Regions from separate parts of the Mus musculus genome. Here all the other regions are linked to region 1. The links are chromatin loops, found by intact Hi-C in ENCODE. Cell type or tissue: heart. All regions are shown on one strand. Links, peaks and the distances in the headings refer to the core of each region. The heading gives the core; the rest is flanking DNA. Region 1 holds the start of Stard13 (StAR-related lipid transfer (START) domain containing 13). Region 2 overlaps Stard13 (StAR-related lipid transfer (START) domain containing 13). Region 3 overlaps Stard13 (StAR-related lipid transfer (START) domain containing 13). Region 4 overlaps Stard13 (StAR-related lipid transfer (START) domain containing 13).

Region 1 (6,157 bases), core at 430-5,429:
TCCGTACTTACATGTCTTTGGTATATTATAGAACCCCAAGCCTACTAGAGGGCCAGCGTTTTATCTAGCATTCATTATAAAAGCCCAAACACAGTACAGTTCGGTGAAGAGCACAAGTTTCAGGATTTGTGTTCAAATGCCAGTCCTCCTATAGGGATCTGCCTCTGTTTTCTCATCTTTACAATGGATCTAAAGCGGCACCTAACTATAAGCACTTTTTCTGAGAGAAAAATAAATTAGCATTCATAATTCTCACAGCCTGATATGTTGCAAATTTTAGCATCCTGGGCTGTGAGACCACACCAACCTATCAATATAGTATATCCAATAAAATCACTTTGTACCTGCTCACTAAACATTGTGCGATATTCACCCATCATGAGTTCTGGATCACTAGAGGTAGGATTCTTTCCTGTTTCCTACCTGTAGCTTTTAATGTTTAGGAATTCATTGGCTCCAATCATTCCATTACCCCATTAAAAACAAAACAAACAACCAAAAAAAACAAAAACAAAAACAAACAAACAAACAAAAAAAAAAACCAAGGAACCTCCTCACATTTTCTAAGTATGAAAAAAATAAAACACAGAAATACGGTGTCCATATATAAGAATGACCCACTTTCACCAAGAATGGTAATTCACCCAAAACAACCATTATCCCAAAGGAACATGTCAATGACTAACAATACATATAAAGAAGATTGGAAACTTCCAGTGTCCATAGGATTATATACCTAATGCCCAATACACTCCCATTGTAAGTAGTTTCTCAATAGAAGATGGAGCTGGTTCTTATTCTCAACTGAATGTATTTTTAAATCGAGCCACAGGGAATACTTTTGTTTCCATTCAAGTGAGACTTGCACACAGAGTTCATGGAGTGACTTAATATCCTTCCTGCAATCATACTGGTATGCCGCGCCAGTATCCTTCACACATAGCCAGTTCCTGAACCTTCGCAAACAAATGCCCATTTCCAAGGAAACAATCTCATTAAATGTCGCTGCTAGAATGTGTATTGTTCCTTTTGGAGACATTACAGTGAGATCTTTTAAGATTACAGACTTTAACTTCCCCTCTAAAATTCAATATAATCTCAAATTCATTTATCTAACTGGGAACGGTATTTTCATAATAGCTCTTGAAAATTCCTGGTAGGGCCAATGTAATAGTTTAGTTAGGTTTGTAGTTAAGAGCTAGGTGACTATTTACTGACTGTGGATGGATGTGTCTGTCTCTTAAATGGGTATCTTCAAATTTGTACCACACAGGGCATGTCATAAGCTTTAAGCCTTAAAAAAAAAATCCATGAGTTTTATTAATGTTTGAGGTACAAGAGTTTTTAATGTTTTCCCTTGAGAATAGAAAAGGATCACTTAGCAGCCTGTAATCAGTACTGTCAACCTGCCTTAGGAAACCAGTGCTCCTAAGTGTGTGTAGTCATAGGCTCTGTTTTGAGGTGAAGAGTCACATTTATCCTTTAGCAAGAAAACGGTGTCAACAAATCAGTGGTGACTATGCACACAAGCACACTGACAGGAAGAGACTGTAATTCAAGTTGTCAGTCCAATGGCCTTAAGCTTAGATTCTTACTGTTTTCCTTCAATGAAGATGTACTATAAACGCTGGGCCATTAGTCGCCAGCTCTCTCACTAATTAAACAAACAAGTGTCCACTTTTAAATATGACCACAGTATGAGTTTACCTGCAGAAAAGCTCCCCAAGACACACACTGAGTAAACCTTTCTCATTTGCTCTGTTGACACACAGAGGATTAGGAATTCATGATTCACGTTCTACTGGGGATATTTTCGTTAGTTATGAGGCGCTCGGTGCTGTGACAGACTGCTTAGAACCGAAGTCTAAAGTTATCTGAAAGAGTTCCACGCAGCGTGGCATAAGAATCCGTGCGGTGTACAGCGCAAACAATAACTTTGTAAGCAGCACAAGACAGAGCCAACAGAAATAAGCGGCACCTTGGCAGTGCCCGCAACTCACCTTGCTGGATTTTAGTCACTAGGTGATGGCGTGCTAGGATCCGGCTCATCCTGTAGGGAGAGCGTCTGGCAGTCTGATCAAATCGCAAGTACATCTCCTGGCTCTCAGGTGTCAAGGGGTTTAGATAGTAGCAGCCTGCAGCCGGCGTCCTGGGCACCTGGCTGAACATCTCGGGAGAGTTTCCACTGCCACCTCAGCTGCCGGTGGCTCTTCGCAGCTGTCTCCAGCCTCAGTCAATGGAGCCCCAGGAGAGAGCCACAGACCCAGCGATTTTTAAAAAAGAAAAAGGAGTGCCAAAAGCCACAAGTCAGAATTCCAACCCTTCGGGGCTCTCATGTGACCTCGTGAGCCAATCATAGGACAAGGAGAAAGTATTGGGCGTGTCCCGGCCGAACGCGACCGCGAGGCTGTACCAGCAGCTGAGGAGTTCCTTCAAGCTGCGCTTAAAGCTGATAGAGAATTGGAAGCGCCTGGGGCTGACTAAGCCCCCCAACCCCAGAGCTGAAAGAGGAGAGGGACACAGAAGACAGGAGAGGTCGAACAAGCCCTGGCATAGGAACCTTTTGAGGTCATGAAAGTTAGAGAAAGAGTTTTTGGCTTTCCTAAAGCCAGCAGCAACTAGGTTTAATTTGAAAAAAAAAAAAAAAAAAGAAAGAAAAAAAGAAAAAAGAAAAGAAAAGAAAGAAAAAGATAGCTGTGCTACCTGCAGCTGTGTATTTGAAACACACCATTTCAAGTTAAGTATGGGCCGCTGGGTATAAAATACTAGCCTCATTACAACGGAATTAATTAGATAAAACGTTTCCAAAGAAAAACAAACTTTTGGATCATATTTTGACACTAAAGGTCAATAAAGACCCTGTGGACCAACATGGGATGGGGACATCAAAGGCTTTTACAGAAAAGACCCAAAGAGACAACCTGAACTCCCTGCCACGCTCCTTTAATTTGTCTACTTCCCCCAGTTTTTAAACACCACTAAACAACTGCAAAGCGCTAGTCATATTGAAGCCGCTGCCAGGAATCACTACACAGGATGCAGGTGGCCTTGCAAAGACCCAGTATAAGCTGCTGATCCATGGGAATATAGTGGAAACTTCTAGTAAGTGCTTATAAAGGCTTATAGTAAGTAGTCAGATGTGAAACGGTCTCAATTTAAGAAGAAAACAAGAGAGAAGTCTACCACAGGGCTAGCGGAACATTATTTCTGAGAGAAATAACCAGAGAGACTGGTTTTAAAAAACAGAACCAAAATACCCAAACCAAACAACAACAGAAACAAGAGTCTGGGAGTCCTGACAGGAGAAGCTGGGGAGAGCTCTTTCTGCAGGAGAGTTCTGTGTCCACATGCATACAGGGGAGAGCCAGAGTGTGCCGGGAAAGAAACTGCTAGTCAGTTTAACCATAGCTGAGGAACCATATGAGAGCAGTCAGAATTTCTCCTCTCCAGTTTTTTCCTCTTTAGAAGTGTTTGATGCAAACAACAACAACAACAACCACCACAAAAGGTAGAAGAAACTTTACTGAATTCTAAGCCTGGAGCTGAATGAATAGAGTTCACACACACACACACACACACACACACACACACACACACACAGAGGTTGGTCTTACTTTTGACTGACTTAAAATGAAACGACCTAGCTTATAACTAGACACTTTCAGCAGAAAGTTTAATTGGGAGGCAGAGAGAGGGTTCAGTGGCTAAGAACGCTGGCTACACTCCCACAGTACTTGGTTGGGTTCCCAGCACCCAAACAGCAGTTCATAAGTGCCTATGGTTCTAGTTCCAGGGACCAGACAACCTTCTCTGGTGTCTGTGGGTGGTACACACACATGCATTCAGGCACATAGGCATACACATAAAACAAAGAAATTCTTAAAAAAGTTTAACACGACTCCAGTTAAGATCTTGCTTCTCATTGCTTCACTCTGCTCATCAACAATTAGTGCCTTTCCCTGTGGAAATCTTTGCTGGCCTGATTTTTATAATTTTCTCTCGTCGTCACAGTGAACGAGCCTCATTTGATGACTATAAAAAAAGAGGCAAGATAGTTTTCAGGCATAAAGAGAGACAATGTTACAGGATCGGATCATGGGCTTTGTGTTCTTATTGGGATCTGAAGAGTTTGTTCTCCCATAGATTTGTAGAAGGTACGAGGCATGTATGTAAGGCTTGATAGGTCAAAAGCCTCTGACTGAACAGTGGAAAGGTTAAACTTTGTAACACAGTATCAGATGCCATTAGCCAAGCTGACAGAACCAGCATTGGCTACATTGGCACTGAGACCCTACTTTGGGCATGTAGGAAAAAGCTTGACAGCTCAACACCGATTGGGGGTGGTGGTGGTGGTGATTAAGTCAGATGTGAGAAGTTATCATCTTCTCACTATGGGGGAATGGAAGATGGGTGGAGGAAGAAAAGGAAAACGAGAAACTGTGTTTCAAGACCCTAAGTAAGGCAGGAAATAGTGTGTAGTCACTTTATAGCTATGAGTAACCCTTAAAGGCTGGACATCACAGCTGCCAAGATTGTAATTCATTGCTCTCTTGGCTACATTTTTAAAATAAATGGAATGATTCTCAGAAGCTCTATAGTAACTGGAAAAAAAAATGCGACAATATTGCCCCTTGTCTCCTTGTTTGTAGAATGAGGAATGTGTTTTGAAAAAGCCTAGAATATCTTACTCTGAAAGCATCAAGATTGTAACTATGTATTATTTAACATTAACAGGAAAACACAAAGTTGCATAGACAGGCAATAAAGAACAAAAATGGAATTGGGGGAGGGGTTAAATCCTTGACTAATATAATCTAGAACAAAACCTGGCCTCTCAAAAGTCAGCTTTGTTTGTTTGTTTGCTTTGTTTTGTTTTTAAAAAAAAGAGCATCCAAGGATAAGAGCGGAGTCTCCTCCATGCCATATGCAACACCCTAAGGTCTTATGTTAGAGCCCAGGCAGTATCTGCCACCAATCAACTTCCTGCCATGTGTTTTTGCCGTCTTATATTTCTAGAGCAGCTTATTTAAGGTAGATGGGTGATACCATTGAGAATTGGTTTTACGGTAAGATATTGCCATTGCTGTGAAACTTTTGTGCACGAGTTGCTTTGATCACACAGTCCCCATGGGAAAATTCCAACAGAGGTGGACGGTTGTGTTCTGTTTAAAGCTGCTGCTGACCTCTCTGGGCTTGTCTGCCACCCTGTGTATCTTGGAGAGACCTGCCACTCTGCTCTGGTGAGCAAGTGAGTGAAGAATCAAGGACAAGGACTAAGGGAGGCAAGGGACCAAGAGTGTTGGGCACCTACATGCTAGGCCTCTGCCACTTACTGTTCCTGCTTATCAATTCGTGAAGTACCATAGTTTATGACAAAGGATATAGAGACCCATAGGGGTGAAGTAACGGCCCAGGTCATAAGCAGGGAAGTCACTGTGTGTCTCCAAGCTTGACTGATCCATCCGGCCTCTTAGGAGTGATGGCTGAACGCTAGACTCAGCTCAAAGGGAAGCAGCAGGTGCTCACACAGCCTGGTCTCTGTGACCATACTGATGCGGCTGTTTCCACTGAATTGAAATATTCCCTCACAGAGGGAACTAAGGGTGCTTCTAAGACTTCAGAAGTAAACTGAATTTATGAGGCCCGGAAAATTCAGAAGCATACAGATTCTTAAAGCCCACCAAGGTTATCTCAGCAGCAATAATGGAGGGGGAAACACACCCTCCCACTGGGATGGGCAGAGCTGCCTGAAGGTCCTGCAGAGAGCTGTACAGATGTAGCATGGCGAGTCTCCCAAGCTGGGTTGGGCTTCTCAATGATGAGGCTGTGTGCTCCTTTAAGTAACCTCTTACCCAAGGACCTATGAGGACCCTTTAAACTCACCTCTTCACCCAACCAGAGCGGGGTGGAATGATTTCTTCTAGTGGGTCACCACTCCATTGTCCACTGCTCTCTGCTTATTTCAAAGGTGATGGCAGTTGTCTGGCCTTTGCTGTGGTATTCATTCTTGAGGCAAACACTCCAGATGCAGTCAAAACTTTGAAATTTGATCTCTAAACAAAACCCCAGGATATTTAAAATGTCTGTGTCTTTTGATAGATGATCCCAGATTAACTCTCAATGGAATCCTGCACACGAGTAGCCAAAAGCTAGGAGT
Region 2 (6,157 bases), core at 824-5,823, 140 kb before region 1:
GCTTGATGCAAATCTGAGTTTGGGAGGTCTGAGGCAAAGACCGCGTCGTCTTCTCCCTGTAAGTTCTTTCTCTAGGGGATTTCTGTTGGCAAGAACCAGGTTTGCTGCTGAGTTCTCCCACAGAACTTCACAGTCCACCTCCCTTCTGCTTTAAGCCTTGGGCTGTATCAAAATTCTACCCTTCCCAGCTCCTCAAATTATTTACTTACTCCCTCTGAGATAAAGTCAGCCTGTATCTTCTTATTATTTACTGTCTACACTGAGGAATATATAAAATGACTCTGAGGGGGATGGCTTAGTAGGTAAAGGGCGTAAGCACAGGGAACTGAGTTCAATTCCTGGCACTGATATAAAAAAAAAGGCACGATGATGGTGCATACTTGTAATCTCAACACTGGAGAGGTGAAGGCGGGATGTTCCCCGGAGATTTCTAGCCAGTCACCTTAGCCTACCTGGGTCTCAGAGAGAGACCCTGTCTCAAATATAATGACATAGGTGGCTCTTAAAGAACAACAACCAAGACTGACCTCTGCATACGTGTGCAGGCATGCATACACACTCTTCTTAGTCTTCTTCTTCTTCTTCCTCCTCCTCCTCCTCCTTCCCCCCCCCCTTCTCTCCCCCTCTCTCCCCTCTCTCTCAGAAATCTAAACTGGAGAGGAGACCAAGATGGGCCTGTTGTGTCCACCCACAGCCTCCTCAGAGTCAGAAGCTATGAGTAGCTTGGGTAAATAGCTAGCTAGTAGGATGGTTGTGGAGACGGAATGAAGAGAATTCCCTGCAGGGAGGGGCTCCCCTGTCTCCACAGCTTCCACCCTGGACAACAACTTTCTTTTTCTACTTGTTGAGTTAGGCAATTAAATTTTAATGCCACAAGATGAGCAATGTCCTAATAACTGGCCATAGGCGACCCCCCAGTTAACGGCTTATATTCTCTACCAGGACAAGGTTTCTGGGATACACACGGATATTTAGGAGAAACAGATACTTAAAACTTAAGGTCCCAAGGATCCAAACCAAAGGCATCAAGGACTCATGAAGTCACCTCTGGTTTGCCCTCAAAACTCACTTCATAAGGCGACTATTTCAAATACACATCTGGGGATTTCCCAGGCAAATCCTCTTACACAGCTGATCTGGGAAGAGACTGTTTACTTGTGTTTTTAATAAAAGGGATATATTGTTCTAATTACAATTTGTTCATGTTCTGAACTCTACCCAACCCCTGCTCTTGCTGGTGAAATAGTGAATTTCTGCTGTGCAAACTTTTTGTGATTGGCTGAGCACCCCCCTCCAAGGTCAGAAGGTAGGGGGCCTGTGACTAACCCTGAAACCCACCAGAAACAGCATTTCAATGGCAGACACAGGGCTCAGGAGGTTTGGCCGCGACTGAATTCTAATGAAATGTCCAGTGTCTTCATACACTTGTCCTCTCAGGGCTGAGCTGGGGTTCCTGTGCATGGCAATTACTTGTGAACTAGTGAGGTCACATGCCCTCCCATCTCCAAGGTCTAGATGAGAACCTGCTTTCGTCTCCAGGGTGAAAGACAAAAACCAGTCGGTCTTTTGCATATTTTGGTTGACAAACGGGACAGACAGCCACTATTCTGGTGCCTCTGCTCTGAGGAAATGAGTGATATTCAAAACCTAATCAACTGTGCACCTTGAGGAGAGAGGCCATCAGAGAGCTATAAATTGGGTGAAGGTGCCAGAGGTCAGGCATAAATAAGGCAACATCAGAGAGGATTGGGCATAAAGCCCCACGGCAGGCTGGGAGAAGTGTTTGCATTGGCAACTCCCATCATGCCTTTGGAGCAGGACTTCATACACCCCAGGGTCCGGCTTACCTGAGCACCAGGAAGTCTCTGGAGGGATGTGGAACCATGCTGTTTAGCACGTACTGGTAGATTTCCGTTTGTTTGTCCAATCTTTCCACCACCTTCCACTGCACAAAGTCCTCATCCCACAGGTGACGTTCTCTCAGCACACGGTTCAGCACCACGGAGGGTGGTGCCTCCACCTCCACAGATGCTTTCCACAGCTTCAGCGGGTGCCCATCGCCCACCTTGGCAAAGACACGGGCAGGAGCTGAAGAGGCTACGGGGGCTACCCAGACCTACCTCCTATGCTGGGCATTCCAAACCATCACTATCTGTATAAAGTGAATGGGTGATGCTGTACCCATAGTCAAAAACGCAAATACTTGAGTCCTCAAGCTGATAAGAAAAAAAAAAAAAAAAGAATCGAAACACAAGCACGCTCCTCGAGTGGTGTGAGGCAGACATGCTCTAACCCACGTGACTTTTACGTGGCTCTTCTCTGCCAGGCACTCTTAGAGTGTTCATTTCACAAGTGAAAAATGCTGGGTACTGATTTTCCCGGCATCTCACAGGAGCACAGACCTGACGGGGATCCAGAAGCCCCCTGAACTCTGGTGGGACTGCTGTTGGTGGCTTTCCAACAGGGCTTTTGAATGGCATCTGGTGTCGTGTCCCACAGTTCAGCACACTTTCTGCAGCAGAGGGAACCTTACCTTTTTGAAAGCAAGGTCTGTGTTGTCAGGGCTGGAACATGTGACCCATCCCTTGAATTTCTCCTTAGCCTCTTTCTGGAGGCCTTGGACTAGATGCTCCAAGTACGTGTGAAAAGTTGCCCCGCTCTCCGCCAGCTGTGCTCCCAAGTCTTCCAGGCTGGGCACATGGATTTCAGCCTCTAAGTAGGAGTCCCGAGACTGGGCCACCATCTCGTGTGGAACCTGGGCCAGTGGATGCATGAAAGAGCAAAGCGGTGAGCTGAGAAATGCTGAGAGTAACCGAGGGATCAAAGTTGCCTCAGCCACCGTCAAGACCCGAGGCCAGGAGGGACCTTCCTAAAGCTAAGCCAGGCAACACAAGGGTGACTCTGAGCCCATGTTTATCCAAAACACTGGGATGTGTTCCTGGTCACGTGTTCCGTTTCTTTTTATAATATCTGGCAAGAGTGGGTTCAGACAACTTCACTCATTCGTACATATTGACACATTGAAGGAAAACTCAGCTATGACTCAGAAGTGGCTTCACAGTTTTCAGTACAGTTTCTCCATTGACGATTGCCAATGTTGCCACAGAGAGTGTGCCAGGCGTCTTATTCACTTGCCTCATCAATGCAAGTGTGGCTGTATTGATCGGCTGTCATTGATTCTAGGGACAAGGATTGCTTAGTCACACACACACACACACACACACACACACACACACACACAGAGAGAGAGAGAGAGAGGGAGGGAGAGAGAGGGAGAGACAGAGACACAGAGAGAGACAGAGACAGACAGACAGACAGACACAGAGACAAAGGAAGACCCTAATCAAGTTTGACATAAAAATAAAATGTATCGCAATTGACCAACTGGCCTTAAATCTGATGATTTCTGCACAAAAAAAAAATCTTTCATAATTGTAAGCCCCAAGACCATGTGACTGTCAAAGCCTTCCTGTACAGCTAGCACTTTATAACTCCTGGGAGTGGAGACCGGAGGTATGGTACACACTGTCATCATAAAGCGAAGAGCAAAGAGACAAGCATCCTCTGCTTCCCAGCCTGCCCCTGGTTCCAAGACCTCACCTCAAAGAGTCGGTTGCATTCCGTGATCATGTGGGCCAGCCCCTGAGCCGCAGCTAGATTTTCATTGAGGTCCTTCTGATCTGGCTTCCCAGTGGCGTATTTCTTCTGGATGACTCTGTAATTGAATATGAATGTGCTGAGCAGATCACCAGCCAGAGAGTGTGTTGGGATACCCAGATCGTCCCATCTGTTTGCCATTTATCCCCAGATGCTGCCCAGACCCCAGGCTTTCTCGGTTCCAAATAAAACCAATGACCACACATCTTTTAGATGCTCCAAGGCAGGTTGGCAGGCTGACAGCTCACAACCGAAAGCCATGGAAAAGAACAAAGACAGGAAGAGCTGTAGGTGGAAAGTTATTAGGTTTTTCTCCAGTTTGAAACCACCCAACTGCAGGCTCACGTGCTCTGTTGTTTAAATATAGCCTTTAAAGACCAACGATCGTAAAATACCTTTTCAAGTATTTTACTCCTTCTTCCCACTCAAATAAAATAGAACAAAACTTCTTGGGCTTACTGGATCTCAACTGATCTACTTTAGGATGACATTAGTAGTGCTATGAGCCCAGCCCAGGGATGAGGGTTCCTCACTCTGCTCCCACAATAAGTCCTGATAATCTTCTATCTGAATTCTAGCACGAGGACACTTCCATTTAATTTTACTTGTTAGGAAAATGGATCTTGGGGAGACCTGGTTTGGGAACGATGCCCAGGACAAGGAACACTCACTTTGGGGAGCTTTCTTTCTTCAGTAAGTTTAGGTGAAAGAGGGAGGGGGCCAGGCACACGGCCAGATTCATGGGCGTCATCTGATTCTCGTCCACCAAGTTTACTACGTCATGCAGGAAGCACAGGAGAGTCTGCAGGGCCTCCCGGTTCTCGTCGGCCAGCAGCAGGATGGCTGCCTGCACGGCCTGCAGCCGCTGCTCTTTGGGGACATCTGAAGAGAAGTGGGCACCAGGTTGTTAGGGGGAAGAGTCAGTGAGGAAGGATGCATGCTCTCCTCTTCCAGACCGAAGACACTCAGAACCATCAACAGAGTTGGAACTTGAACCTCATCAAACTCCAGAACCCATCTGAGTGTCCTGGAGGTACTTAGAGCAAAGTGGCTGCTCTGGCTCCTCACACTCTGAGTGTCACCTGGCTCTTCTATGTTAAGACTGTCCATTTTGGTGGGAGTTGGCCATCTATCGGGGCTCTGTCAGCCTGACCTCTCTCTTGCTCACCCTCTTTGACCGTCAGGCAGCTTGGGTAGCACCTTAGGGATGGCCATGGCCGGGTGGGACACAGCTGTGAAAGCCACTGGGTAAAAAGACAAAGACCTGGCCTTTTCCCACAATAGTAGAGCCCCAGGCCATGTTGCTTTCCTGGTACAATGAGCAGTGGTGAGCTGTTTGTCCTTGGCCACCCCTAGGGAGCTAGTGCCTCAGTGGTGAGCCTGGTAGATCCTTCCTATCCCTACAAGTCAGGAGGGCTCAGTTGGGAGAATGTGCTGTTTTGACTCTGAGTGGTCACTCAGTGTCACCTGCTTGATAATCTTAGGGTCAGGAGCTTTGAGTTGTGCTTGTGAAAAAGGAACCTGGTCCCTTATAGCGGTGGGGAGTGAATGGGGTCTCAACCTCCCTGAGAGTGACTCTGTTGGGGGTGATGGGCATTGATTATATAGGCTCTAGGCAAATAGCTCGTGAGGTAGAAAATGGAAAAAAAAATCGCAACGAATTAGGACTGAGGGACAGCATTGTGCTGTGCCCCTGGCTTTGTCTGTTTCATGATCATGTGGGTTTGATTCAAAGATGCAGATAGGGGCTCACTGTGATGAATATGGCTGTCTTCCTTCAAAAGCCACACCTGGGAGCACTGTGTGTATGTATGTAAGGCTGGTTGCACTCCTGAGTCTTGGGGCAGTGTGCTTATGATAATTCCTTGAACTGTCAACTGTGTTTTATAATGTGCACACTGTTTCTGAGTATATCACTGTGTCTTCAATGTATTAGAAAGAGACACTCGGACATTTATTACTGGTAGAGGTGTATGATAGAAAAGAATTGCCCTGGCTCTCAGTAGTGTAACCTTCTGCCTGCATCTGGGCTCTCCTCGCCCTTCTGAGTGCTTTGCAGAAGGCCAGAAAATCCAGATTTCTAGGTAGGCATAACTACTTATTGCCTGTCTATCACATACTGGCAAAGACTGGGTTTTCCAGAGAACATTTTTTTGTCTGGATGATAGTGAAGCTGCTTTTTTGTTTGTTTGTTTGTTTTGCTTATGCTGAAGCCAGTATAACCAATGATGTAAGTTCACCACCTACCCTTGAACTGCTTGTAAAAGCTGCTCTGTAGGGAAGACAATTCCTGTGTATATATATTATCTAACACAGCTTCAGGGTTTGCTCTGGCTGCTAATCTTGAAGTCGCTGGCCACGTGCATGTGCTATCTCTCTCTCTTCTCATCACGTGCTCCCTTGTCTTCTCTGGAGATAAATTTACTCTGGATTCTGTTTGCTTTGGGTGGCAGCTATGCTCACCTTTAAGCCATGCTTTCTGTTATACATGACACTGCTG
Region 3 (6,157 bases), core at 401-5,400, 130 kb before region 1:
AGTCTGTACATGTGTACATCCTGGATGGGCGCCTTCTTTGAATTGTTCAGATCTCAAGTTTCTTCTTTTGGAAAACACTGTGATCTTTATTATTTCAAATCTATCTGGGGCTTTCTAGCTGCAGGCTCTGAGCCTTCTGACTGAGCCGCCTGCAGGGGGTCAGGCCGGGTCATTGGGAAACTATTCATTCTGCTTCATTCTGACAGAAACCTCCTGTTCTACCCTCACCTTCCAGGAGAGGTGGGAAACAGCTCTGGGTTCTGTGGACTGTATTGGAAGCCTAGAAGGAAAGGGCTTTCCTAAGCTTGGTAAATACAAAATGATTTAAAAAAACCAGACCAGATTCTAGGTACAGAACCTAAGAATGGCCCAAGAAACGCAGTCTTCCAAGGGACAGCAGCGAGGTGATGAACAAACAAACTTAGGAGTTTCTGTTGTCTGACTCTTAGCTGCTTCTCCATGAATGAAGTGGGGAACCCCTGACCGGTTTAGGATTGGGTTTCTGAAGTGGCAGTCAGCAGTGACTGGGCACAGTAAGACAATAGTTCTAAAGATGTAGTAGTGTGGAGTCTAAGAGAGGCCATCTCTGAACTGTGAAAGACACTAATTGCCAATAGCCATTTCTTTGTAGCAAAGCTTCCAGTACATTTGCATGTTGGACCTAAGATACTTTGTTCTAAGAACAGAAAGTGTTTTGTTTGTTCTGATACTCATTGTGGTTGAGAGGTAACCTGGGTCTTTCAGTCTGTTTAATGCTCTGTTGTCAGAGTTGAGAGTCTCACACGTATATGAATGAGGACTGGCTGGAGCTTGCAGAGTGCCTGGGTTCAGCTCCCAGCACCCACATGGGAGCTCATGGCCTTCAGTAATTCCAGTTCTAGAGGGACTCTGATGCCCTCTTCTGGCCTGTGTGGACACCGGACATGCACTGTGGCGCACAGACACACTTGCAGGCAAAACACTCATGCACTTAAGATAAAAATGACTAAACCCTTTTGAAAAATGAAAGTAGAAATGAACAAGAAATCGTACTCTTTGATTTTATACTGGGTCCCAGAATTTACACCGCAGGCCTGCTCTTTACAATCTCCACTGCTCTCCTCAGGAGGCACAAGGTGCTTAGCCATGAAGAACCCTCTGCAGGAGCGCCCCCTGCAGGAGCACCTCTCTTGCCTGCGAGCTCCCCGCCGAATGACCAAAGGTTGAGTTTCAAGTGCTCCTTTGGGTTACTTCCACCCCTTTTTCCCTTTTGTTTTCGATCCCCAGCTACCTAAAAGCCTGGGCTCAAATAGCAGTTTCTGTGGAAGGTTCCAGATCATCCTTCATCCTGTCTCAGGTAGTCAGCCGACAAGGTGATGTGCAGGCGGCAGGTTACAGAACTCTTCCCCTGGAAATGAAGTGTCTTCCCAGAATTATTAGGCTTTTAAATCTTGCGGCTCCATTATAAGGAGTGGCTGGGCGAGAGTGCTGCATTAGAATTCAAATTTCATCTAAATAGTATTAAATCTCCTCCCTGGCATCCTGTTTATGCTAATCCTTGCAGGGCTTAATGATGTTTATCAAGACTTCCATTTCCTCTTCTTTAGAAATGGGCCTCAGCTAATGAAGAAAGGTTGGCTTTATTCAGAAAGCAAGAGTCATAAAGTAGTGTGTGCTATGGGCAGCGATTCTGCGCGTGCGCGGTGTTGGTTTAGCCTTTCACTGCAGGAGCTTCGTATTTATCAGTAGCCAGAGATAACCTGAGCTGCGGCGGTGCGTGGGTGATTTAAGACAGATGTGAAAGCTCACACAACAAAGCAAGGCTGGTCTCACAAGCCACCATGTCGAATACAAATGGCTGGCAATTGAAGGCTAAACCTCTTCACTTCATCTGCAGCCATCTGCGAGGGTGAAAATGGATATGCTGTACTTCTTCATACATAAACTGCAGTATGCTGGGGAGTGTGGGAAGTGAGTGCTGGCAATGTTTTAGGGTTCTGTGCTGCTGGCTGGCTTTGACAGCCTTCTGATGAGTGCTGATGTTCGAGTGTTTAGCCTTCAGGGAAGGGACCCCCACCTCCCACTCTGCTCAATGTCAGAGCTTCATGGAAGTCTTGGAAGATGGTTCCCATGGAATGTGGCTTACAGGAAGGATGTGTGGGGGTGGTGGTATTCCTGGTCTCCCACAATCCTGGGTTGAGAGTGCAAGGCCCTGTGCAGAAGTGAATTTCAATTCCAATGGGATACCCAGGGCAGAGAAAGGACTTCTGTTTCCCTTCCCCTTCCTGGCCCTGCCTCCTTCCCCTTCCTAGCCCCGCCTCCTGTTCTTTGTCTTTAGTTTGTGTTTGCTGTAGATCTCTAGGGTAGTCTTCCCCCACTACCGATTCTCCTGGCTTCCTGCTTCTCTAGTTTTCTTGTTGCCCGCTCTTCTGTCACCTCTTTGCCACACGGAGGCACTGTCTGTGTACTCCCCTATACGTGACATGCAAAGGGAAGGCCATACACAAGGCAGTAGCTATGTTCCTTTGGACAGCCCACAGCTGTTTCTGCTTCTTTTTTTTTTAATGACGCAAGAGAAGCACCAGTGCTTCCCCAGTCGGGCTATATGGCTTGTCAGTATCTATGTCCCTGTCAGGGACCTTTTCCTACAGAGCTCTGCACACATTTTTCCCACCACGGAACTCTTTGAGACTGATACAGGGAAGAAGATAGTCTAATGGGGCTGAAGAGGGTCGGTATGTCCACTCCCTTCTCTTCCTAGGACTTCATGTCTACAGTTTTGGCTGCAGAAGGGAGATGAGACCAATCAGAGGAGTGATTTAAGTACAGACATCACTATGAATCCATGGCGTGGGGTGGTGTTTTCTATCCAGGGGCACTGCAATTCACTTATTTATATCCAAACTAGTTCAAGAAAGAATAAGACTTGTAGTGATCTATAAAAGGTTAGTTGAAAGAGACCAGAAAGGGAAATTACAACAACAAATAAAAATTAAAAAGGATTAATAAGTTGGGAAGAGGGCCACAACTAAGGAATTTGTGCCCCGAAGAGGTATCTACATTTCCTATAGTGGAATATGCATTTGGCTTTGAGCTTTCAAGCAGGCACTACAGAGAGGAAAACACACCCAGTTAGATGAACTTGGAGTCTGCGATACAAAACACAGGCCAGCGGGCCAAAAGAAACATGGTTCTCAAGGACCAAAGCCAGGGGCAAGGGGGGTTCTTCCTCTCATTCTCACAGAAAGGGCGCTACATGACACAGTGGCCAATGTCATCAACAGGATCTTGACAGTGGGTTTATTAATGAGGGCTACAGAGGGTCAGCATCACACCAATGACGAAAAGCCCTTCTAACTGTGAGAAGTGAAGTTAGTTGTAGGAGATGCTGGTTCCCTGTGGGGACCAGGGTGTCGATGCTGCCTCCCTTGGGTGTGTGTGAGAGACATCGAGGCCAAGAGAACAGGATTTAGCATAGCTGTCTGAAACGAGTCTTCTCCGTTACTGCTGGTGACCTGGTCTCTCAGTAAAACACCTATAAAAGGCTAATTCTTATATACGTATGTGTATTCATGGTACAATTGCAACTGAAAGTAATTACATGTCAGCAACCAGATTCATTGACTTACCCTACCAAAATGCTACAATAAATGCCAGATGTTTTATGTAGAAAACAAAATCAGCCATCTACCCAAATATCCAAAATAGTAGCCCTGTAGCCATGAAAATATGAAGAAAATGTGTATCTGTATATTCTCTAGATAATAAAGGTCAAAGGAGGTCACTAGCCAGGTTTAACCAAAGACACCTGGGAATGGCGCTCAGTTCATGGAGGGGTCATCGTGATTTAAGTACCTGCTGTGTTTTGATATCTCTGCAAGTGTCAGGAGCCGAGATCTCTGAGTTCATGGAGCTTAGCCCCTTCTGGCCCATTGAGCCCACAGACAAGGGCAAATCAACAAACACAACTGAGAAGACCGATGTGTTGCCCCCCCCCCCCCAACTAGTGTGCTGAACAAAAGCTGGAAACGCGGCTGTGCCAGGGGGCAGTCTGTGGAGTGAGAGTGTGGTCCTTATTTTGGGACAGAGCACAGAAGAAAGGAATGGTTGGTAATAGGGAGGAGCTGTGTATATTATGGGATGGATCTCATTCGCACAGAGCCTACCATCATGATGGTTCTCAAACCATCCTGGAGGTACACAGTGATCTGAGTGTTTCCTTCCCTCGAGCTTCCCTGTCAGCTCTGAGGCCAGGGGCTCTGTGGGTTAGCTGACGGACCTTTTACATTTTACATGTGAATTAAAAAAAATGTGAACAAGTCTGTTTGGCATGTTGTGCTGCTTTGAGAAATTAATAAGGGGAGAAATAGAACTAAATTCATTTTCCCCCCAAAACAATGTAACTGATAAAATAACGCTGTGGAGTGAATAGTAGCACTGGAATAATAATTTAAAATACAGAGCCACCAATTGCTTACTTCCAGATTTCAAGGAAGTGTAAGTTAGACATTACAGATACAAAGTATCAACAGCAATTTCCTTTGACCAACCAGGGTGTCACTCAACTAGCTAAGGAGGAACATCATCAAAAGCTAGACAGGGACGTATCTGGGCCACATTAAATTGTGTCCTTAAAGATCTCTGTGCTGTGCTTGTTTATGCTTGGTTGGCTAGGCCTTGTACCAGACAGGCCCGACTCAGTCTGCCATCCCCTCACCCCAAGCCCGTGTTTGGGATTTACCACTCTACCTGATCCAGACAGTTGCTACGTAGATACCTCAGTGCTTGTTGGATGCTCTGAGGCAGGGGCTGTCCTGTTCTCTGAACGTGGACTATGAGCGGAACACCGAAGACAGCCTTGTCTCGGTAGTCAGGAGCTTTGATCCTCTTCATGAACTTTGGAACGGACCTGGAATTCACAGAAACCAGGTCATGCAAGGCCCCTGGGGCGCTCTGTGCAGACAGGCTGTGGAAGCAAGCGAGAGGGAGGCCAAGCTCCTGTTGGAACACTTCAGAGGCAAAGGCAGAATTCAACCTTTCCTACATCATTCATAGTCTGTGGCACTCTAGATGTGGCCCTTGCCTACGTGTCATTTCTGTTAAACACCATGATTCACGTTGGAAAACTGTCTTTGTGGCTCTCTGTTTTCAAGTTGGGGGTGGTGGGCAAGTTTTCAATTTAATTATGATTGAAACAGCTCTTGTGTAGCGAACACTTAAAACACCCCAGTTGGGGGAGGGAATAACAAAATCTATGCAAGATTTACCAGAGGAAGAACAAATTTGGTTGAGGTTGGCGTGTGGGGGTGTTGAGCCAGATTTTCTTGGCTGTGTCTTTAGTTTTCTAGAGCCAGATCTACATTTTAAAGGGAGTTTTAACACACTTACATATATTGATTTGACCGTACAATTTATAACCTTTGAAAACATTTTTATAAACACAACATTAATTCTTCTACACATATCATATGACACAACACTTTACGTTTTTCAAACCACACAATCATTTATCCAAAATAGGTCGGCATACAATGTTGACTCTATCGGGCCCTTAATTCCAAAGATTGTACTGCGTAATCTCATCTTTACTCGCCAATGAAAGCACAAATGTACTTGAAGAATCAGTGAGTCGATGCTGTCAGGGTGCATTCTGTGCCAGGCCACAAGGTACAAGTGACAGATGTTTCTTTACAAACTGCCAGCAATATTTTATGGCAGGTTTATTTCTGATTCCCCTGTTCACACAATTTATCACTCATTACTGGCCTCGTTTCTTTCTCAGAACCTGACTCCCTTCCCTGGAAACCAGCTGAGAGCTACAAATAAAGCCATGTTTCCTGTGTGCTTCATCAGCTCCCCCACTCCCCTCCCCTGCTGCCCAGAGGGCAGATGACAAGCAGAAGGCTCCATAGTTTCCAGGAGAGGGTAGTTCAGACAGTGCTCCGTTCTCCAGACACCAAAATATAAACACTGGCGGTCTTTTGCAACTGCGCACACTTAGCTCTGAACACATGACCCCCTGCAGACATGTTACGTACCAGGTCCAGCCGTGCTTGTTGGACATAGAGTACTTCTCCATGATGGCCGTAAGACGAAGTAGGGAGAAGCGCTGGAGCAGGTTCAGCTGGGCGGCCGTCTGGCTGCTGATGTGCGGGGTGGCTGGAGACGGCTGGGGCTG
Region 4 (6,157 bases), core at 562-5,561, 130 kb before region 1:
GAGGCCGTCTTTCTCCAGGTCCAACAGATCTCCTGTGCTGGCATACAGGTGCGAGCTGGGGACATTGTCATAGATACTGACACGGCTGGCCCTGTGGCAGGAAGACATGAGTCTGGGTTCCCTCATGCCAGGGCCCTGTTGCCTACCCAGGGAGATACTCCCGGTCCTCCAGTTAACCCCATTGCTGTTGTCTGTGGGTGAGAGGCTTTCTATAGAAAGTGCCTTGGGGAACGTTCCTGGTTTGTGATCCTTGGGAATGTGGACCACCAAGTTTTCTTGGGAGTGAAACCCATGCATGTGGTTTTGGTCTGACGTATCTGGTAATGCCGTCCCTGCCAGCACATCCAGGTCCTCCAGGTACATGCCACCGCGCTTGTTGGCCTCGTGGTGGCACTTGCGTTCCTTCATGCACGGAGTGCTCACTGTGCTGCTGTTCTCCAGGGGGCTGCTCTCACCACTTGACTTACTGGAGCATGGGAGGCCTTTCCTGCAGGCAGCTGGAGGTGAGGTCTGCAGATCTCCGTTGGGTATCTGGACGCACTGCATGGTCTTAAAGGACTCCGGTTCCTGCTGCAGCACAGGCCTACTGATGACCAGGCCTCCTGTCCGCCCTGGCCCCTTATGCCTCCCAAGTGCACCCTTCACTCTCAGGGTATCCATGCGTTTCAGAAAGGACTTGGCCCTGGTCCTGGTGGGTTTCTCATTCTTGGGGTGAAAAGACTGGTTGAGACCCTCTCGGGTAGACTGTGGGAGGCTGCTACTGACCAGGGTGGCCTCCAGCGCATGCGTACTGTCAGCAGAATGATGCCCTGATTGGCTGCGGCTGTCACTGCCCCCACTGCTTTCGCTGTGAATAGAGCAGACCTCTGGCTCACTCAGATCCGTGAGCACGCTCTCACTGCTGGCTGTGTTTCTCATCCTAGGGCCTCCTGGGGACCCGTTTCTGTCTGCCACGGGGAACAGCGTATGCAGGTCATCCACACGGGACCATCTGCGGCTGGTTCTCTGGAAAGTCCATTTGTTGCTGATGCACAGGTCTTCCTCATCTGAGTCGTCACCCTGTAAAATGTAAGGAAAACGAACGTTTACATCCATAGATCATGGCTACATGGTGCTTCCATTTTGTTCCCTGTCTTCCCAGTCACACTGGCAAGTGTGAGCCTCTACCATCTTTCCCTCCTCTGTTCTTCTCATTTACCAGACTTTCATTCATATATATATATCATACATATATATCATGCGTGTGTGTATATATATGTAACATATATATGAATGAAATACATATATGAATATATATATGTGAGTGTATGTGTAACTATTATATATTATATAACATTATATAATATATACCATATGGGGGGACCATACACACACAACACACACACACACACACACACACACACATATATATGGTATATATCATATATATTTTATATAATTTTTCAATTCCTTCTTTGTTTTTAAGGCACTATACATATTAATATTTAAGTAAATATACATATAATTTTTCCCAATCCTTTCTTTGTTTCTAAGGCATATATATATAATATATATTTTAATATTTAATTAAATATATAAATTTTCCCCAATCCTTTGTTTCTAAGTCATCTATATATAATATATATTTTAAAATTTAATTAAATGTATGCATATACAATTTTCCCAATCTTTTGTTTCTAAGGTATTTATATATAATGTATATTTTAATATTTCATTAAATATATGCATATAATTTTTTCCTCAATCTTTTGTTTCTAAGGCATTTATATATATATTAATATTTAGCTAATGTATACATAATTTTCTCAATCCTTTGCTTCTAAGGTATTTTCTCTGACTGCTTACAAAGGGCATTAAACACCATCTGACTGGCCAGTGGAGACAGCATCCTTTCCAAAGCAATTTGTCCCCACCAATACAGGACAATTCTTCCTCACAAAACATATCTCTGCCGAGTTCAAGGACCACCATTTACAGTTCTCTTTCTCTGAACCTCGGCCTCATTACACCTCAAAGTTAACACTCCTTACCTTAGTCTCTAAGAATCTTGACTCTTGTCATTTATACTCTGTATGTGTTAACAGCGAAATCACGGGCTGACCTCTGAAAAGCAGTAAGGTCTGCACCAGTCTAGAGAGTGCACTTGAAGAGAGTACAGCCTGCTCTGGAGACCAGGCTCCTTGTGTTTAACGAGCCTGTGTCAGAGTGCCTCTGGACGCACACACCTTCCAGCTGGGGGGTAGGGGTGGGGGTATGTTGCAAAGTCTTACACTCTGTGTGTCACACACTGACCTACCTGTTTTCTTCGATGGAATTTGCAGCCTGTGACACAGAGACATCTGCGTTCCCTGAGGCTAATGGTGTGTGTGTGTGTGTTTTTGTATATCCCTTGGGCCCAGAAATTATTTACTTCCCCAAGTGAACTGGAGCATCAGCCTCCACCCCTCCTTACCTTGATCATCACGAAGACCCAACATGGAACTGTTTTCCAAATCAAATTCCAACATGGAACTGTTTTACAAATCAATTTCCAGGTTTGTGTCTTCGCTCTGATTTCCTTAGTGTGGGCCCTCAGCACTTCTCTCTGGATGTATTACAGGAAAAATCTGTCTAGGATCCTGATCTCTAGAAGGTTCCTCATCTAGCTTCTCACAGTATGATCCATTTTCTTGGCTTAACACTACCCACTGTTGGGAACAGGACTTGTGTTTATTCATCTTGCTCAGAGTTAAATCCTCCCCAGTACCACACCCTTAAGAATTGTTTAATTTTTGTTGTTCATTTTATTGTTAGTTGAACTTATCTTCCTTTGGAATCTGGTTATAAGCCCAGGCTCTGAATGACAGTGGTATCACAAGTGCCCCGACACCCTGTGCAGTGACTTTCCATTACCTAGGAAGTCAGACTAAAAATAGGTCTGACTCATAGGTTTTCCTCAGGGAATTAATAAGGTTGCTCATTTAGCAGCAGGGTTTGTTCTTTTCAGTGTTTATTCCATTGTTTAGCTTTTTACTCATCTAGCATCCTAACTTCAGCTCCCCTAACTTCTCAAAACAAACACACACACACACACACACACACACACACACACACACACACACGATTCTTCTCACAGAGGCTTAATCTGTCCAAAGCTAGGCTCTATCTAAGTTGGCCTCAATTGGAATACTGAAGCATAAGGTAGAAGAAACTTACAAGAACAGCACGTTGCTTCCATCTCAGTGGGAAGATTTAGCTTTGATTTTTAAAAGACAAATTTGTGTGAAGTCTTGGAGGAATAACTTGAAAAATTAAAACTGAGCATGGAGCTAGGATAACTCAAAGTAGACTTTCTGATACTTACTAGTTCCTCTCATGATTTTTATCATAAAACCAAACCAAACCAAACCAAACAACAACAACAACTAAACATCTGGGAACTGTCGCAACATAAGGCACCACAGATACATAAGGCACCATCTCAGGCTGAACTTACTGGGATTTCACAAAATATTTTTGGGCGCTTGAAGCTACTACCTCTAGAGAAAATATAGATGTTTAAAAATAGAAACTGTAATACTTAACATTGGTTCCAACTACTCACCCTCCCACCCCATTCCTAACACGAGAAACCCACATAAAAGTTGGATAGAGTCTCCTTTATTTAGATTAAGGAAGGATGCCAAGACAGGCTCTGAAGACTGGAGCCAGAGAGCTGGTCTCTTCAGGGAGGTTCAAAGAGCTCATTACACTGGCCTTAGCTGGCAGGAAAATAGTCACGACTCAACCAAGTCATCCGACAAGATGGCAGACTCCTTGAGAAAGAGGAACAGTAGAAGGGCATTCTGCAGTAACTAAGTTCTTTGATCCAAAGCAAGCACACAAAACCAAGACAATTAAAAAAAAAAAAAAGGAAAGAAGAAAGAAGGAAAGAAAGAAAGAGAGAGAGAGGGAGAAAGAAAGAAAAAAAGAAAGAAAGAAAGAGAGAGAGAGGGAGAAAGAAAGAAAAAAAAGAAAGAAAGAAAGAAAGAGAGAGAGCTATGCCATGGACAAAGAAAACTGTAGCCATTGTTCTTTCAAACCCAGTGCAGAAAACAATCCAAAGCACTCACTCCATGCTGCATCTTTCAAACTACTGATGGTGAGTCAGGGTGAAACAGGATCCCCCCCCCCCCCCCACACACACACAACAGAGACGACGCAACCACACTACAGTACCACATAACCCATCATGTTGAATAACCACCCTCGTTCCCTCCTGTTTGTCTAGACTAGCCATCCCTAATCCAAATAATTCAATTCTAAAATGCTCTAAAGTCCAAGCACTCTGAGCACTGACATGGTACATTAGGTAAACATTTCATACTTGGTCTTCAATAATGGGTTGTAGGTTTTTTTTTTTTTTTAAATGAGCAAACAAACAAAAACCCCATGCAAGCAAGAAAGCAAGCAAATAAGCAAGCACACTAAATATGTACACAATTACCTTGAGGTCACATGCGCAAGATGTTAATGAAATATCAGTTAGTTTTCATACTCAGATTTTGTACTCATCCCCATATAATATAGATAATACATTATTACAAAATATACATTTATTACACACACACACACACATATATAACATATACATTAAATTAATGCAAATACCAAGGTTAAAGAGATAGATCAATACAAATCACTGCTGGTACAATCATCACTTTGGTTAAAGAATATTCAACCTTTCATTTCCTTTAGTCAAGTCATCTCAAAAAAATGTTGCATGTGAATCCACAAATTTGTTCAACAATGCGGCATGTGGTCCTGACCTAGAATGTGAAAAATCTGCCCCCCCCAAAATAACCCCTCCCCAAATTGTTTTAGAGTGCAAGTTGTAAGTTTTCTTCACATGCTTTGGATGAAGTAAACTATCAGGTACATTGAAGACTCCTCTTTAACCGAGTCTTAAGAGACTATCAGATTTCATTGGCTGCTCTTTCTGGACTTGAAAAAAGTAGTCTATGTTTATATAGAGATGTCAAATGGAGATCTAGAGAGCTGAGTGTGTTTATAGAGAAAAGAGACCCCTCAAATTGACTTTATTCTCCAGGTGGAATGGTTTAGTGTAGGGGGCAGTGCTGATGTTAAGGTCCTGTTCTCCAATTGGTTCTTGATCTGTCAGTAAAGATGCCATGGGCCAATTGCTGGGCTGAAGGTACAGGTGGGACTTCTCAGGAGGAGCTGGGGCCTGTGGCCGCTACTACAGGTGGGTGGTCAGGGGCTAGGTGGGACTAGCCACTGAAGTTTAGGGCAGGTGGGAGGTATGGAGCTAAGAGTATTGATAAGGGCACCCATTTCCAGGCAGGATATAGTAGTGCCTTGCAATGGTGCCAAGAAGGCAAGTTCAAAAGGAACAACCTGTGTGTCTTTTATCCTTGGATTCAAGGGAAGCTGGGAGGGAGCTGGTAGTACAGCCAGTTCCCAGAGCTAAAGGCCAGTAGCTCAAAGCTAAACAAAGCATTTCAACAAGACAACAGATTAAGAACTGTGAGTGTGCTGTTGTGAAGAAGGTGGCTGGTGCTGGATGCTGCTATGAGGGTCTGGGTAGTAAGTTGAAATGGATAGCTGCACTTAGGCATGGTCAAAACCCTGAGGGCAACTGAGGGCCCTACCTCTGGAGGCATTGCCTCAAGGTCATGCCTGATTTAAGCATCATGTGAAAAGACAGAGAATTTATGCTTTTAATACACAAAGATGGCATAAGGCCATTCCCCGGGATCTTAAGCTGGGAAAACTGATGTAGGAATGAGTTTTCTCCGTCACAATATGGAAGGTAACAGAACACACGTATAAAGTAGTTCGCAAATAGATCTAAATTCGATTATATGTGATGAGGCTATGTAAACTCCGAAGTGATACCAGAGCTCATTTTCATAGTCAGAGGCATAGAGTGAACATGGCTCACCCTCTTGTACCCCACATCTGAAGTGCTCCCAAAGGTAGAGTTTTGAAGACTGACATGACGGCAGAAATAGAAGATTGTAGACCACAACAGAGACAGTTCAGATTAAAGGCTCAGGTTCACACCTCTGATGACAAGAGTTTGACTCCCAGCACTCAGGGAGTTCATGGCATCTATATACCGGTCATACACAGAGGAAAAAGAGAAAGGAAACGTAAAAGTAATAAGATAAATCTT

Evidence for each region. A loop is a pair of places that touch in the nucleus more often than their neighbours do. Peaks named below come from ENCODE experiments on the same cell type or tissue, not always from the same donor. Only the 100,000 strongest peaks of a DNase experiment are listed, where the experiment ranks them.
Region 2: a loop joins it to region 1, with 2.0 times the contacts of the local background. A loop is called at or near these places in 4 of 42 quality-filtered maps.
Region 3: a loop joins it to region 1, with 1.9 times the contacts of the local background. A loop is called at or near these places in 5 of 42 quality-filtered maps.
Region 4: it touches region 1 in a loop (2.4-fold over the local background); 4 of 42 quality-filtered maps call a loop at or near these places.

What each region holds. Positions count from the first base shown.
Region 1 is chr5:151,187,926-151,194,082 of GRCm38, forward strand. Stard13 (StAR-related lipid transfer (START) domain containing 13) reads right to left here and starts at 2,268. Exons shown (of 14, transcript NM_146258.2): 1 at 2,001-2,268. The coding sequence starts at 2,169. In heart, for the core only: no CTCF peak of the experiment used is centred there; DNase peaks (open chromatin) are centred at 936, 2,366 and 3,006; H3K4me3 peaks cover 1,346 bases; H3K27ac peaks cover 775 bases; H3K27me3 peaks cover 333 bases.
Region 2 is chr5:151,043,264-151,049,420 of GRCm38, forward strand. Stard13 (StAR-related lipid transfer (START) domain containing 13) reads right to left here. Exons shown (of 14, transcript NM_146258.2): 9 at 4,329-4,539; 10 at 3,601-3,715; 11 at 2,534-2,755; 12 at 1,848-2,065. Among named protein-coding and RNA genes, the nearest start is that of Kl, 94 kb to the left of the region's middle. In heart, for the core only: no CTCF peak of the experiment used is centred there; DNase peaks (open chromatin) are centred at 3,878 and 4,418.
Region 3 is chr5:151,054,731-151,060,887 of GRCm38, forward strand. It overlaps Stard13 (StAR-related lipid transfer (START) domain containing 13), which reads right to left. Exons shown (of 14, transcript NM_146258.2): 6 at 6,018-6,157; 7 at 4,729-4,888. Among named protein-coding and RNA genes, the nearest start is that of Kl, 110 kb to the left of the region's middle. In heart, for the core only: CTCF peaks have their summits at 1,145 (motif pointing left) and 2,429; DNase peaks (open chromatin) are centred at 2,301 and 3,191; H3K4me3 peaks cover 389 bases; H3K27ac peaks cover 1,226 bases.
Region 4 is chr5:151,062,598-151,068,754 of GRCm38, forward strand. Stard13 (StAR-related lipid transfer (START) domain containing 13) reads right to left here. Exons shown (of 14, transcript NM_146258.2): 5 at 1-1,059. Among named protein-coding and RNA genes, the nearest start is that of Kl, 110 kb to the left of the region's middle. In heart, for the core only: no CTCF peak of the experiment used is centred there; a DNase peak (open chromatin) is centred at 2,864; H3K27ac peaks cover 793 bases.